3 separate regions of the Homo sapiens genome follow, and all the other regions are linked to region 1. The links are chromatin loops, found by intact Hi-C in ENCODE. Cell type or tissue: ascending aorta. All regions are shown on one strand.

Region 1 (5,000 bases):
CCAACTATATTTCATTGGCTTTAAAATGTGGGCTTAAAAAGCATTTTAATATTTTAATATTCATTTGCTATTGATGGTATGCCATTGCTTTACTGAAAGCATTTTTTTCTTGGTGGTCCATAAAATAAAATTGTGCTTTACATTCTTGGGCGTCAAAGATCCAAAGAAATGCAGCAGGTAAGTCACAGAAAGAAGGAAAATCCTGACACAAAATCAATTCATAGAATATGAACTGATTCACTGACGTGCTTCATCATAGTTCTACCCCCATGGAATTACCCCCTTATCAATGTCATATACATTTCAGTTTTCTCGTGTAGTATTAATGCCTATTAAGTTTCTTCTGAGTGACAATTCATGGTAATTTACCTGTATCAAGGCCTGATAGCATTTCAGAAACTTTAACTCTTGTAGCAGAAATTCCTCAGAAGACTAGTAATTAGTGTGTTTCAATTCCAGTAGCAAGCATACTGTCACACTTTTATTTAAGCAGTTACTGAATCATGGAATTTAAAGGCTGAGCCAGGCCATAAGTTTGTTCCATTGTTTAGAATACAAAACTTAGATTTACAGAAATTTAATGAGTAGATCCTATCCCTCAGTTTATATCACAGAGCAAGACTGTTGTTCAAGAGAGCATGAGATTAGGTCATTAACATAATTCCCCTTGGTTTATAGGTCAGGCTGTTATGAAACTACAGAAAGAAATACACAGAAATAAAGAAAAAATTCTCCCTAGCAAAGATGAAGTTTTATCTAGTTTGAATCCCAGATAGGAAAGTAGGCAGCTGATTATTCACTGAAGAGTAGAAAAATATATGATCTTAAAATTGGAATGAGGAAACTCTTTAATAAGTATTTTCTAAGAAATTCAAACTACTTTGCATATTTTAAATCTTCTATAAGATTACATTATTGGAGAATTTTATGTTGTGTTTGGCCATTGGACCATGTCTAATTTCTCTATTTTTCACATTGGAAAGAATCCTAGTAAATGGTATTCCTAAAGAATTATATAATTTTGCTGTTGAGCATTTCTTTTTTTTTTTTTTTTTTTTTCCAAAACAGAGTCTTGCTCTGTTGCCCAGGCTGGAGTGCAGTCGTGCGATCTCGGCTCACTGCAACCTCTGCCTCTTGGGTTCAAGCAGTTCTCCTGCCTCAGCCTCCTGAGTAGCTGGGATTACAGATGCGCACCACCACACCTGGCTAATTTTTGTATTTTTAGTAGAGACGGGGTTTCACTATGTTGGCCAGCCTGGTCTCGAACTCCTGACCTCATGATCCACCTGCCTAGGCCTCCAAAAGTGCTGGGATTACAGGCGTGAGCCACCGCCCCCAGCCACTGTTGAGTATTTCAGAACTTCTCTTTGTATCATAAAGTTGTCATAGAAAAGAGTCCTTGAGACCAATGATCTTTCAAAGATTGGTATCTGACATTAATAACTCAAGAATGCAGTTTCACAAATTTTCCTTAGGGAGAACACTTCATAAAAATTGAGTTAATAAAATGATAAAATACAATGGCCATAATAGTTCAGAACTCTGGCAGACATGCCTTTATTAGTATTCTTGGGAAATAGAGAAAGCATAGTACCTGAGTCCAAATTATATTCTCAAGTCCAAAATATTTGCTGACATAATAATAGTTTCTACATAAAAATATATTCTTAGTAGAGAATTAAATTACTTCATTTGTAATTCTTATAGCAGGCTAAAGATAGCCAATTTGATGATCAAAACCATGGGGAAAACTTCCTTCTAAGAACAGAATGTGACTTAAGGCAATAGAGTAGACAGAGGATGCATAGAAACCTGAATGAATATTAGTTATTCTTCCCTGAAAGAGTTGAAATTCCTAAATTGTGCCTTGGTAAAAATTATTGTGCCTTGGTTAAAAAAAAAAGTATGTGTGTGTATATGTGTGTGTGTGTATAAATGAATCTGTTGTCATTTTACTCTGCTTAACCATTAGAGATTTTTATATGTATGCTTATATCTGTTGTTATACACTAATAGTACAATCATTACATAATCATGACATTTTAATTCTTAATTACAATGCCTTTCCAACTATATAAAAATATGTCTAGTGACACATATTTTGGAAAGCTTTCTTGGAAAAACATCCAGAGATTGTGTTCATCACTATCTATATAAATGAGCTTATACTGAACCTTAAATATGTTTATTCAGCCTAACAATCAGAAAAAGAAAACGTTTTTTAACAGTATAAAGTTCAGATGAGTCCACTTGTCTTGGAATTTTATTTTGATTTTAATTAGAAGAAAGACTGCCATTAGAATTGTTTTCTAATGAAATCTTTATAAATTCTCTGGGCAGTGCCCTGTATCTTTATTAGAAAGACTTCTTATTTTTAACAATTTTATTTGGAAGAAGTTCTACTCATTTGCATCAGTTCATCGTCTACATAATTTGTGTGTGTGTGTGTGTATGTGTGTGTTTACAACTTTGACTTTTGAAACTAGAATAGAATCAGGTAAAACATCTAAGATCAGTGTGCCAGTAATTGGCCTGAATCATCGGGCACCATGATGGGTTTGGCCGCCTTCAACGTACTCGGTGTACATTCTATTTTTTTCTTCATAATGTTCAGTACTGTAGTACTAATCACCGAGAAAATTGCATTGACGCTTTTCGACCACCAGGGAAATATTCAGCTCATGGTTCTCCCCTAAAAAAACTAAAAAGCAGCTAAGCGCTGGGAACAAATCTGACTTAATGCATTTTCTCAGTGGGCCAAAGAAAGGAGGGCCGATTGACTGCTTTGACTTTTTAAAGGTCTTCTCTTTGTTCACTTATAAAGTGAGGAAAACAAATTCTCGGCACTGGCGTGAGAGTTATTTGAGCGTCACAAAAGAAAGCAAAAGAAAATATTAGTGCCATTATTGTGGCGAATTTCATGTTTCCCAGCGAGCCCTTTGATTCCTGGTTTGGGCTGGCGCTCGAGCTCTCCAGCCGGGTATGACTTCGGCCACAAGATGGCACTGACCTGCAAACAAAGAAAAGCACAGTGGCACCGACTTTTTCAAGCCTCGGGAAACTGCCCTGCCTTCCCCGGAGTCGAGGACTGTGGGGATTAGGGCTTCCTTTCCCCTGCGCGGGAGGTCTGTGTCGAATAATGTGTGGCTTCTGTTGGATTGCTTTTCTTTCCAAAATTCCTAGGCAATGCTTCCCCGAGGTGTGCACCTTTGTGAGGTGTTTGTGGGGTTGGGGGAGCTTCAGGCGCTACTCGCGGGACGCCGTCACGTGATCCGGGATGAGGTGGAGTTCGGCTTTAAGGAGGCGTCTCTTCCTAGCTTCATCAATCTTTAGGATCTGAGCAGGAGAAATACCAGCGGATCTTCCCCACTCTGCTCCCTTCCATTCCCACCCTTCCTTCTTTAATAAGCAGGAGCGAAAAAGACAAATTCCAAAGAGGGTAAGTTGCGAGTTTATGCCTTTCCAGAGACTTCTGCGAAATCTCTCATTGACAAGGTGAAGGATGAGAGGGGAAGAAAAACGATGCGAGTGTCCGAAACTGGCTCTGGGGGACCAAGGTGGGGTCTCCAGTGCAGGCAGGTCGCAGGTTGCTCCAAATCACCGGACCGTTCGCGGGCTCCTGCCGAAGGGTATGGGGACGACGCGGGTGAAAGGAGAGGGTACCCTACGCGGAGTTCGGGCTTTCCCACCACCTGCTCCCGGGGAATTTCTGGATGGGGATCCAAGTTTTCCTTTACCCCGGTTCTCTTTAAAAGGCCGAGGCACTGGGAAGGCGCCCGAGTTCGCCTATCCCACACCCGCTCATTTTCCTTACGTGTCTTGAGCTGGCTGGAGGCGCTGGCTCTGGCCGCACCGGAGTTTTCGCGGAGTAACTGGCTGGGATGAGCCGGAGAAGGGTGGGCTTGGCGCGTCGCCCAGCGTCGCACGGGTCCCGCGGCAGGTGTCGGGCTGGGAGCTGGCGGAGGTGGGAGTAGCCCTCGGCGCGGACCCCAGCGCGCAAGCCCACCCCCACTTGCGGGTTCCGCGCTTCTCGGCTGCAATCGAGCCGCGCTCCGCAGTACCGGGCGCTTCGAGTGTGGCGCTGCGCCCCGATAGACACCCGAAGCTTTTAATCATCGGAGTTCTAATCAGGGAACTCTTTAGCTCTTTCTTTTAGAAAAGTAATGATGGAACGTGGCTGGGTTAGGAGATTGGGAATGGACAGGAGGTGGAGGTGTCTTGATAGGGTGTGCCATTGGTTCCCAGGTAGACTGGAGAGATAAGAATGTTTTAAGGTCTGATGTTGGGCCAAAGAGAGAGAATTGACTTCGGTTTGGGATCTGCTTGGTTTTGGTTGTTTATATCTTTTCTCTTTTGCCAGTCTCTTATCACTGGTAGAAAGGTTTTTTGATGAGAGAGAGAGAGAGAGTGAGAGTGTGTGTATGTGTGTGTAGTAGGGAGTCAGGAATGGAGTAAATTTCGGGCGATTCACCTAGTTACGCAATATGAAAAAGGTGGGTGGGTAAGCGTGCCAACAGGAATTTTGACTGAACATGTCCCATTTCCCATTTCGTTGTTTGATAACTTCTGGAGCACAGGAAAAACCTAGGGGAGAGGAGCAAAAGAGAGTGTGTTTCCATGTACACACACTCACACTCACACACACACAGAGCACGCATTGCTTCCCCCACTCCCCATCCTATGAGAAAGCATGACGGGCGGGATGGCACACACAGGCAGGGGACATGTGGAGCTTGTCTGTCAGGTCTGGAACAGAAAAGCAGTAGCTGTTTGTTCTCGACCCTGGGCCGGCTCTCTGGCGAAGCAAGCGAGGGAGCAGAAAGCTAACCCGACCAGGTTCCCCACCCAGGACTAGACCGAGTGCTCTTCCGTGACTACTACTTTATTAGTCTTTATTGTCTTAAGGCAGCAGTCTGTTGAACAAGCCCTCCCCAGCAAGGAAGGAGCAGAGAATTATGTAATTCATTTAGATAAGCTAGCAGTAACTTTGGGAGGCTGTA
Region 2 (5,000 bases), 840 kb after region 1:
AAATTTAAAGAAAGACAACATTAAGACTAATTTTAAAAAATGCATTAGGCACTTGATTTTTCATTGATTATGAAAGCATTCTTTTATTATTAGGCTGTGACTTAAAAATTATTTTTATAGCAATTTAAACAACAGAGGTTTTTTTGAAATATCTCCCAGTTATCTGCTAAGCTACCATATCAGAGGCTTTGTGCTTGGCCTCTTACCTAGATGATTTATTGACCCCAAGTACATAAACAGATAGTGCACCATGCAAAGACTACTGACATTGAGAAGGGGACTTAATATTCACTTTACAAAAGTTCATGCTTGAATATAAATAATTATACTTTAATTATTCCTGCAATTCCCTTAGCACTCAACTCCTGCACACCCTCCACGGAGAATTAGTTCAGTAAATATAATTTGAGTAAAAAAATGATGAAAAACATCTAGCTATAAACAGTTATCCTATAACTGGAAGGATTTTAATCCTATGATTTGAAGGATTAAAATTTGTGCCCCAAATTTATTATATTTACTCTTAGATTTATATTTCATCATGAACATACATAAACCCCTAATGTCTAGCATGGAACACAACATTAGTTCAAAACATCATCCCCATGTCTACAAATTAAGGTGACTATGATTGTAAACTTTGAAATATACTTATTCATGTTATAGCTTCAGTAAAATAATCATGCCCCACAAATTCACACTATGACTAGAATGGTTTGATTGATAAGTACTGATTGGTGCCTAGGTGCCTAGGATACTATACATATATTTTAACAATGAGGGTCACACATGTTTATTGTGTGTATAAACTGTACTGTTTTCTAAGATTTATGTCTGGAAGAATCTGTAACACAGGAGTAAACTGAGGTGTAAACAAGCGATATGTTGACAGTCCCATAGCCCTTGAGGTGGAGTTGGTATTTGACCCAGAGAGCCCAAGTATAATACAAACCCAAGATTTTATTATACTGCCTCTAGTGGATAAAGGGCTACTCAAAGCATTTCTAATGAATTCTAAATATAATTCTATCAAATTTGATAATACTGATTTTCACCAAGGACTCCAAGAGTCTCAAAATAAACAAATGTTTGTTGTCCTGTTGGCACTGGGACTAGGTTTAATGAGGCATCACCTTTTTAAAAATGATGCCAATATGTGGTTTTAAAGAACCAGTTCCCCTTATCTATCTGATTTACTTCACATCCTGCTAATACTAGGTTAAAATTGCTTAGCCACTTCTAATCATTTTCACAGTATATTAATTTATAAATTGCATATTCAAATTTCCATTTTCAAGGGAATTTAACATTACTGAGGTAGAAAAATGAGCATCCTTTAATATATAAAGTAATGTAGGAAAGGACATTGATTTGAATTTTATGAGTAAAATATATTGAATTTTATGAACAAATTATGGTATAGTCACAAACACGTATATAGCACATTTTATTCTTATTGACAGTCCACATTGAGGATGTAATTCAAACTAACCTTCTGTGAAGTTTGTTAATTATATAGTTTGATTTACCAGAAGCTTTATTTTTTGTTGTTCTTTCAGATTATTTTAATATGTATATATGCTGAATTTTTCACAAAAATTATAATCATAATGTATTACATTAGCTTTATTGTTCATTTAATATATTTTAACCATCTTTCATTGGCAATATATAGAATTTTTCATTCTTTTGAATGAAGAATAGCTGTATCATGTACTCATAGCTGTACCATGAGTTTATTTAACCAATTCTGAATTGATGAATTTTTGGGATTTTTCAGTACTTTACTATTATAAACAGCAGCGCAAAATACTTGCGTACATATTTGCTTACTTGCTTAGATCTTTTTATAGTATTAAAAAGTCAGGAGTGGAATTGACTTCCTAAAAGAAACTTTATTCTTAATCACCAAAAACTGAAAGTTATCACGATATTTTTTGCAATAACAAAATCATGGGTTTTAATAATTAGTAGAAAAGGTTTAAGGATATTGAGAACATCCTTAAAGGGAATCGTGGATTCTTGTTATTGACAATGAGAATCAATTTCTGCCATTCCTGTCCCCATCCCTTTTTAGGGATTGGAATGATAAAATTACATGGCCATGTCTGGCTTGCCATTATAGTCTGAATGAATTTAAATTCCATAGTTTAATATAGTCCTACAAGTTTTTGAAGGCAGAAAGTCACTGGAGGCCATTTTTTTCCCTGATTGAAGGGTGGACTTTCTCATGTGTGCATGTTTGCCGTGGCTGGATTCCAGCCCTCCATTTCTGTCACTAACTTCATGGTGTTGGGCAGCTGTGATATTGACAGCGGACAGGAGCACTTAAAGTTCCTGACCTTCTTTGTAGTAGCCACAGAGTCTGGCATCTAGGTCACAAATGTGAGTGTACAACTTATGGAAAGAAATAAAATGTGTTTTAAAAGTAATTGAAGGCAGCACAAATAGGAAGATAAAATTCATAAGCTCTGTGTGTGTGTGTGTGTGTGTGTGTGTGTGTGTGTGTGTGTGTATACATATATGTATACATATGTCTTTGTGTTCATGACTACAATGATAATAAGTGGAAGAAATAAACTTTTAGGTGGAGAAAAGTTGAAAATGATAATTTAGATAACTAAGAATGGGAAACTACAATCCAAACGTATGGTTAAGAAGGTGATTAAATAGTCAACAAAATAACCACTGGTGGCTATATTATTCACCCATTAGAATTAGAAATAGCAAGACTTTTACATTTTAATAATAAGCTGAATGTTTCTGAGGGCTTATATAATATAAATTAGTTTTCTACGTTGGGACCGTTCCGTAATTGTGTACTTATTCTATAACTGTGTTTTTGCTTTTTATTGCGCAATGGCTGTATGCCTGTGCTCTTATCCTTTGCTGCCATCATGTGGTTACATGAAGAAATACCAGAAACAGTTTTATCCCACACAATACCAGAAACAGTTTTATCCCACACAATACCAGAAACAGCTTCACCCCACACAATTTTTGGGGGGTTAATCATGAAGGAAAATTTAGAAAAGCAGATATTTTAAAGTTAAATATTAGATTACAATCCTAAAAAATACATTTGAATACAAATAACTCGTCTCAAATATATATTCTTGTACTAAAACACACACACGAACATATATATATATGGAGAGAGGGCATGCTATCTTGTCATTTGTTAATAAATTCAGTTTCTCTAGGCTTTTTGTAAATGATTGAGAGCAGAAAAGTGAAAAGAACATACTTTTTAAATAAAGAGATCATTGACACTCCTTTTCTTATTCACAAGTGTGAGCTATAGCTTTAACCAAGAAGATGCTCCCTCTTAGTTCTCATAGTCTTCCAGTGATAAATGCATGAGATATTTTACCAAAATGGATAATTGAAAGAGAGAATCAGCCAACAAAAATAAAAGTGCAGTAAAGAAACAAAAAGTGATGAATGAAATGAAATCCAAATCAAGCATAAATTGACTTATAGAAGAAATAACTTAACTTGGAAACGTTCACATTGTCTCAATGACAAGACTTCAGATATACAACCAGAGGAACTTAGTGAAAGCAAACCTGATGTACATTTTCCCAATGTTGATTAAAATAGCCTTGTACATTTTAAACTTGCATGACTACTTTTATGGTTCTGCACTACCGTGCAATGTGAACACTGCCTTTATACAAAAATACTGAAGTGGTCAACATATTTTTATTAAATATTCCAACCTAATTTCTAAATGAATAATACTGATTGCAAAAACTCTTTACATGACCACCCATGATACTAAGCCAAGTGGGCATAACAGTATCGAGAAGATGTGAAATGAATATGTACTTCCTGCTCATTATGAAATATAAGCACACCCATTTATTACCCTTTCCAGAATTTTATCAAATTTTCAATTAGAAAAACAGCTACTGGTCAGAAAGATCAAGATAAGGGCTCACCAATGTAAAGGTACTATGGAGGAACTTGGGTCATGAGCAGTAGATGGAAGTTTTGTGAAGAGAAGAAACAATGCTGAGAGTGCACAACCTTCTCACGTGGGAAGAGGCTGTAGGTCGTTGGGGCGAGGAGGGCAGCCTCTCTGGGGGTGAGGAGGTCAGCCTCTCTGAGGACACAAGAGACACTGTAGTCACAGAGCTATGCAGAGCGAGGCAAGACAGAGGACAATTAGTTAAGGAGTCACTGATAGGAAAACCAGCCCGGAACTCCTCCCCAGCTCTAAAAATGCAGGGCAACATGTAGTCAAGCATTTTATCTGCATGTTCTATTTTTAAAATGAAACCCCTTTGGGGGCAGAACTATAAATTGTAGTGCAGGTTTTGATGACCCAAAATAAAGCCCCCTGTATTTTGCATTACAGAGCATGCATAGTGACGACCTTCTAATTTCTTGTCTGTGCACCCAAATTAAGGCCCATCACTTGATGTATCCTATTTGCCTGTGTGGCGATCTTATTTTGAGAACATGTAAGAAAATGGAAGATTAATTCAGAAAGGTTAATATTTTCTTACTAAAATCCCAGAAAATGGCAAACGACAAAATGGAGTAAAAAAAAAAAAAAAAGAAATAATTATTTCAAGTTTCTTAGAGCTGAGGAAAAAATATAAATTGTCATATTGAATGGTTCAACAAGTAAAAAACAAGATTAACTCCCTACTTTTAGCAGAATTAGTTGCTATTTAGTTAACCAGTGTTATTAATACTCTTTGTTGTCTTATTAATGAAGCCCTGTTGATTTTAGATGAATTAAACTATGTTAACTTACTTTAAAATAATATGCTTATATTATGGTTTTTAAACATTAAAATAATGAATACTGTATATATGTGAGGTATGTAACATGATATGTTGATATACATATACATAGTGAAATGATTACTGGCCAGGCATGGTGGCTCATGTCTATAATCCCAGCACTCTGAGAGGCTGAGGCAAGAGGATCATTTGAGGCCAGGAGTTTGAGACCAGCCTGGGCAAGATGGTGAAACCCCATTTCT
Region 3 (5,000 bases), 220 kb after region 1:
GTGATTATCCATCATTATTCATCACATGAACAGAATGTTCTGAATTTATCAACTTGGCACTCCCACTCCTGTGTAAGCCTTGAAAATAAATTTTCTGGAATCCTGTGTTCAGCATAATTCTGGATTCGAGTTGATCAAGGAAGGCACTCACAAGATTGGACAGGTAGAAGCAAAGGAGGGGTAAATACCAGGAGGAAGCTCCTGGTCCCAGACTTAGTGACAGACACAGGTAGCTCTAGCTTCTAGCTCTGCCCAGCTTCTGGACCTGCTGACTACTAAGTGCTTTATTGCCATTTCCTCAGAGGCAGTAGATTCCACAGACCTCTCCACAAATCCCCTCTGTGGTTCTACTTCAGTGGCTAGATACATGCAGTTTCCTGAATTTTACCTCATGCTCCTACATACCCACAACTGTCATATTAGTGATGCTGTTATTTCTCCATTCTCTTCCAGTCTTTCCTTTTCCAGTTTCCCACACATTGGTGTATGCTCTAATTCCTGTGGTAAACCTCCTTTTCACATGATATTTGTAGTGGCTTTGTTTTTCTGACCGAATCTTGGCTAATACAGTTTTTGGTAATAGAAGTGAATTAGAGTAGAAGCAATAGAATTTTAAGGATGAGAATCCTACTAGATTTAAAGGCATTAGTGACCTCATTGCCATGGTAAATAAAACACAAGTAGTCCATGGCATGCAATAACTAAACAGGTAGCTATGGTCTGGAGAAGATAACTTTAAGTGATCAAGTAGTTGCTGCAATAAACATTATTGTGGGAATAAAGAATAAAGGCTTTTGCATTGATTTGATTTCTACTAAGTGTACTGGAGGATACGGAAGAAGGAAAAGATGAGTTCATGGCTTTAAATCCTAATCCACAACCTGGGTAGGGATCCAGGAAACTTCTATAATTGTCCTGGAAAACACAGACACAGAGAAATATCTCCTGTAGCTGCAGGGTTAAAATTTCTGAAAACCAAGCTTGAAGTCTGATCCTGTGGGCGGCTGAACTTACAAATGCAGCATTGTGGATGCATCTCAAAAACATGATGGAGAGCAAAACTTCCAGATACAAAAAGGATATACGGTCTAATTGCATTTTTGAAAAGATGAAAAAATTAAAACTAACCTTACAAGTTTTGATGGCATAACTATTAAAAAAATAAAAACAAGGGATTACCATAGATGTTAGGAGAGGAATTATGAAAGTGGAGAAGTGAATAATAATTGGGAGAGGACCAGAGGGGACCGTTTCCATGCTGGCCATACTCTCTTCCTTGGATTGACTAAGGTAACAAGGGGGATCGCTTTGTGATAGTTTTTTGAGCTGTACACTTATATTCTGGAACTATCTATATATGTATTATTTCTCAAAACCAAAAGGATTAAAAGGAACCCTGAAGTGCTTGCCATCTAACTGGGAAACAAAAGACAAGATTCTTAAATGGCTGACAAGTCTCTAAATAATCTGGCCTCCTACTAATGGTTTGATGTCTCAATTTTTCTTCTTGTCTCCCTTTGCTCCTGCATCTACACATATAGAGTTGAACGTGATCGGAGAAAACCCAACACTCATGCTGTCTGGTATCACTTGAGATTCATAACTACCAAACCTAAAAGGGAGCCTTAAAGCTGCAATATTTTTTTCCTAGTCCATTCACTTGTCACTCACCAAGGTGACAATTTCATAACTCTCCTCTACAACCTTCAAGCCTTCTGTTCCCTGATTTCACTATCCCTCCTCAGTAGCAGTTTTGTTTTCCTCTTTGTACTGAGAAAATGGAAACAGTTTTATTGGGTGGACATAGAGCTGTATCATCCACATCCCTCTTCACAAAAAGAGCCTTATACCCCAGCTGCTGGGGTTAGCAGATATCTTCCAGCATTCAGCAACTATAAAGTCCATCTCACTTATGGAGAGCCCTAAGTGCACCTTTCTAGGGGGAGCCCAAATCCAATGTCCATTTCCAGAAGGAGTGGTTGAGGGCAGCATAAAGGCTGGAGGAACAAATCCAGAGCTCTCTTTGGGTTGGTTAAGCTTTGCCAAGCATGTACTGCAGTTTGAATTTCTCCTCCATCCATGTGTTTCCTCTCTCTCCCTTCCCTAAGTGTTGATCCCTAACACATGTTCAGTATTCCAATTTCCATCTCAGTATTTGCTTCCAGTGAATCCAACCTGTGATAGCTCAAATACATTCAGATTTCCATCACCATGTTCACCTACCAACCTACTTTTTTCCTCAATATTCTATGACTGCCTTCTTTACAGAGTACTTTTACTTAAAGCTAATCACTTTATTTGTGTACTGTCTTTGCTTACTGAGAGAGAGAACTCTAGCAATTTTTCTCCCCCCCCAATCATTTTTTCCATTTTGTAAAATCGCTATTATCTCTCTCATCTTATTTTTTTTATCCTTGCTTTGGCCCATTTCACCAGCTACTGAGCTGTTCTGCTTTCTTTTGCAAAATTATTAATAATCTCAGACTCCCAATTCCTCTTCTCCCATTTCCTCTGTAGCTTATTCTAATCAGGCTTCCCCCTCCATTAGTGGAAACTGCCCTTTTCAAAGTCATCAATGGCTTTTACAGTGCAAACTATGATGGTCTGACCTCAGTCTTCATCATACTTAACGTTTTTTGCGTGATTGATAAAATTTTCTACTCCTTAAAATGTTTCCCACTTGGCTTCCAGGACATCAAACTCTTTTACTTTTTTCTCCTCCTAGTTCACGGCTCACTCTCAGATGGGCCACCTAGTGCACAATTCGAAGAAATGCCATTTACCTAGAACAAAACACTAGCGGTGGCTCTACTTTCTCAGTCCCCTTTTCTAATTGATTCTCTTTTCCCTGTCTCTTAAGGTAGGAGGGTCACAGAGTTCATGCTTGATCCATTTATGTTTTTTATGTACACATTTCTCTTCCAGACACTTGGACTCAGAAATGCACAAACTCCCTGACATCTTTATTTAAATGACTAATAGGTATGTTAACGTCCAAAATGAATTCTAAATTCACCCCAAACTTGCGCCACTGGACATTTCTGCTCCCTCAGTTTATGACAACTCCATCCTTCCAGTTGATCAAGCTCATTCTATTTCATTTTATTTTGTGTTTCAAAACAAAATAGAAGAACAATAAGGATTGTATATTACTTTTACTTTATGCTCAGAGATGGGGAGGGAATAATGGTGGTTAAAGAATTAACCTGCTTTCCAATTTTCTAGGGATAGCACTCTGAATTTAAATGTTTCAAATGGGTTGACAACTACCAAAGACATTTTCCCACTACTTCCTCCCTCTCCTCTGGTATTCAATTACTTCCTAACTTGACTCATATTCACCTATTTTTTTAACACCAAATCAGTCCTTCAGCTTTGTATCTAGAAGTATATATTCAACACTTGTCACTTCTGAAAAAAACAAAAGGTAGTTATGCAATAGTTGAAGTTATGTCCAGAAATCTACAAAAAAGTTTTTTTGCGAGATATAAATTAGTAAGGAGTTTTCTGAGGAACCTTCAAAAAGCAATTTTTGGGGTTTACCTTTTTTAAAATGTTTCCGGTGTTTAATATGTGAAAAGGAATACAATTTCTAGTTATTATAGAGGGAGAAACAAAACTCAAGCAGCTCTATCTCAGTTTTGATGTAGGCCTTAATCCATTTTTAAAAAATATAAATAAATCCCTAGAGATTACAGTTCCAGGTTCCTAAGACTAAATATGTAAATAACTACGCTACAAAGTGCTAGAGCTCATCAATTTTGAGTTAAAAAAATCCATAGTAGAATTTAACTTGATGGAAACAAAAATAGGAAAACCAAAAACAAAACTGAAAGCTTAAAATCTGTCTCTAGTTCCTGTCCTCTTTCAGTGGAAATGTATTGAAGCAAATAAACATCACTTTTGCTTGACCTTAGATTTCCAGATCAGTAAGAGAATATGCAAAATTCATTTACAAGTTAACTTTCAAAGTTAAGATGATGATACAGTAGCTCCCCCTGAGCCTTGGGGGATATGTTCCAAGACCAGCGGATGCCTGAAATCACAAATAGTAGCGAACCCTATATATACCATGATTTTTCCTATACTTACATACCTATGATAAAGATTAATTTAGGAAATAGGCACAGTAAGAGATTAACAACAACTAATAATACAATAGGACAATTATAACAATATTTTGTAGTAACAGTTATGTGAATGTATTCTTTCTCTCTCAAAATATCTGATTTTACCTCACCTATTTTCAGACCATGGTTGACTGAAGGTAACTGAAACCACGAAAAGTGACAGCACAGATGAGGGGAGAGTACTGTATCCTCAAATGATGGTATGGCTGGTGATGGTAACAGCAAGTCTACCAGCCTAGTCAAGCATTCTTATCCATAGAAGAGTTGCCATGGGAACCTCATGGCAACCCACAGATTTCAAGTACTGTATGTTCTGCCTAAATAAATAATGAAAAGCTATCTTACTGAATGTTCTCCATATCTGCATACTTAATAGGGCAGGATGCTACCTCACATATCATTTGCAGTAAACAAAGGTAAAAATGAGAGACATACAAAAGTAAGATAAGGATTACATATCTGCATTTTAAAAGCACATTCCGTGTTAACTAATTATGTTTTCATTTCATTCTGGATCAGAAGATCAGACACACATCATTGCTTATTCAGACCTCACCTGATCCTATTTATAGGCCCCTCTCAAACTCACTGAAGATGACAGTAATCTCTATATCTATGCAGAGTGTGAGGTAATTCTAGGAGACACCTTTCTGTGCAAAATGTCAGGTGTTAGCTCCCCATGGAGCACTCTCTCCTTGCCACTTGGGGACCTCACAGAAACAAGTCATAGCATTCTTTTTTTAGGCTGTGAGGTAGGGTTAGATCATCCTCACTTTTCTGTTACCACTTGTGTTCTTTCTGTATGTGCTTTTTAAATTCACTAACTAATAGAAAAATGCTTTGAATACATTATTAACCTCACAAGAGGAT

What was found. A loop is a pair of places that touch in the nucleus more often than their neighbours do. Peaks named below come from ENCODE experiments on the same cell type or tissue, not always from the same donor. Only the 100,000 strongest peaks of a DNase experiment are listed, where the experiment ranks them.
Region 2: it touches region 1 in a loop (6-fold over the local background); 68 of 110 quality-filtered maps call a loop at or near these places.
Region 3: a loop joins it to region 1, with 4 times the contacts of the local background. A loop is called at or near these places in 24 of 110 quality-filtered maps.

Annotation. Positions count from the first base shown.
Region 1 is chr4:163,330,921-163,335,920 of GRCh38, reverse strand. It overlaps NPY1R (neuropeptide Y receptor Y1), which reads left to right and starts at 3,325. Exons shown (of 3, transcript NM_000909.6): 1 at 3,325-3,439. In ascending aorta, CTCF peaks have their summits at 2,800, 3,001 (motif pointing right) and 4,057; DNase peaks (open chromatin) are centred at 2,571, 3,000 and 3,840; H3K4me3 peaks cover 2,686 bases; H3K27ac peaks cover 4,243 bases.
Region 2 is chr4:162,495,653-162,500,652 of GRCh38, reverse strand. No RefSeq gene overlaps it. Among named protein-coding and RNA genes, the nearest start is that of FSTL5, 330 kb to the right of the region's middle. In ascending aorta, CTCF peaks have their summits at 988 and 2,898 (motif pointing left); no DNase peak of the experiment used is centred here; H3K4me3 peaks cover 217 bases.
Region 3 is chr4:163,109,541-163,114,540 of GRCh38, reverse strand. It overlaps LOC101928081 (a long non-coding RNA gene), which reads right to left and starts at 4,326. Exons shown (of 3, transcript XR_244745.4): 1 at 4,241-4,326. It also overlaps a transcript of NAF1 not described here. In ascending aorta, a CTCF peak has its summit at 2,737; no DNase peak of the experiment used is centred here.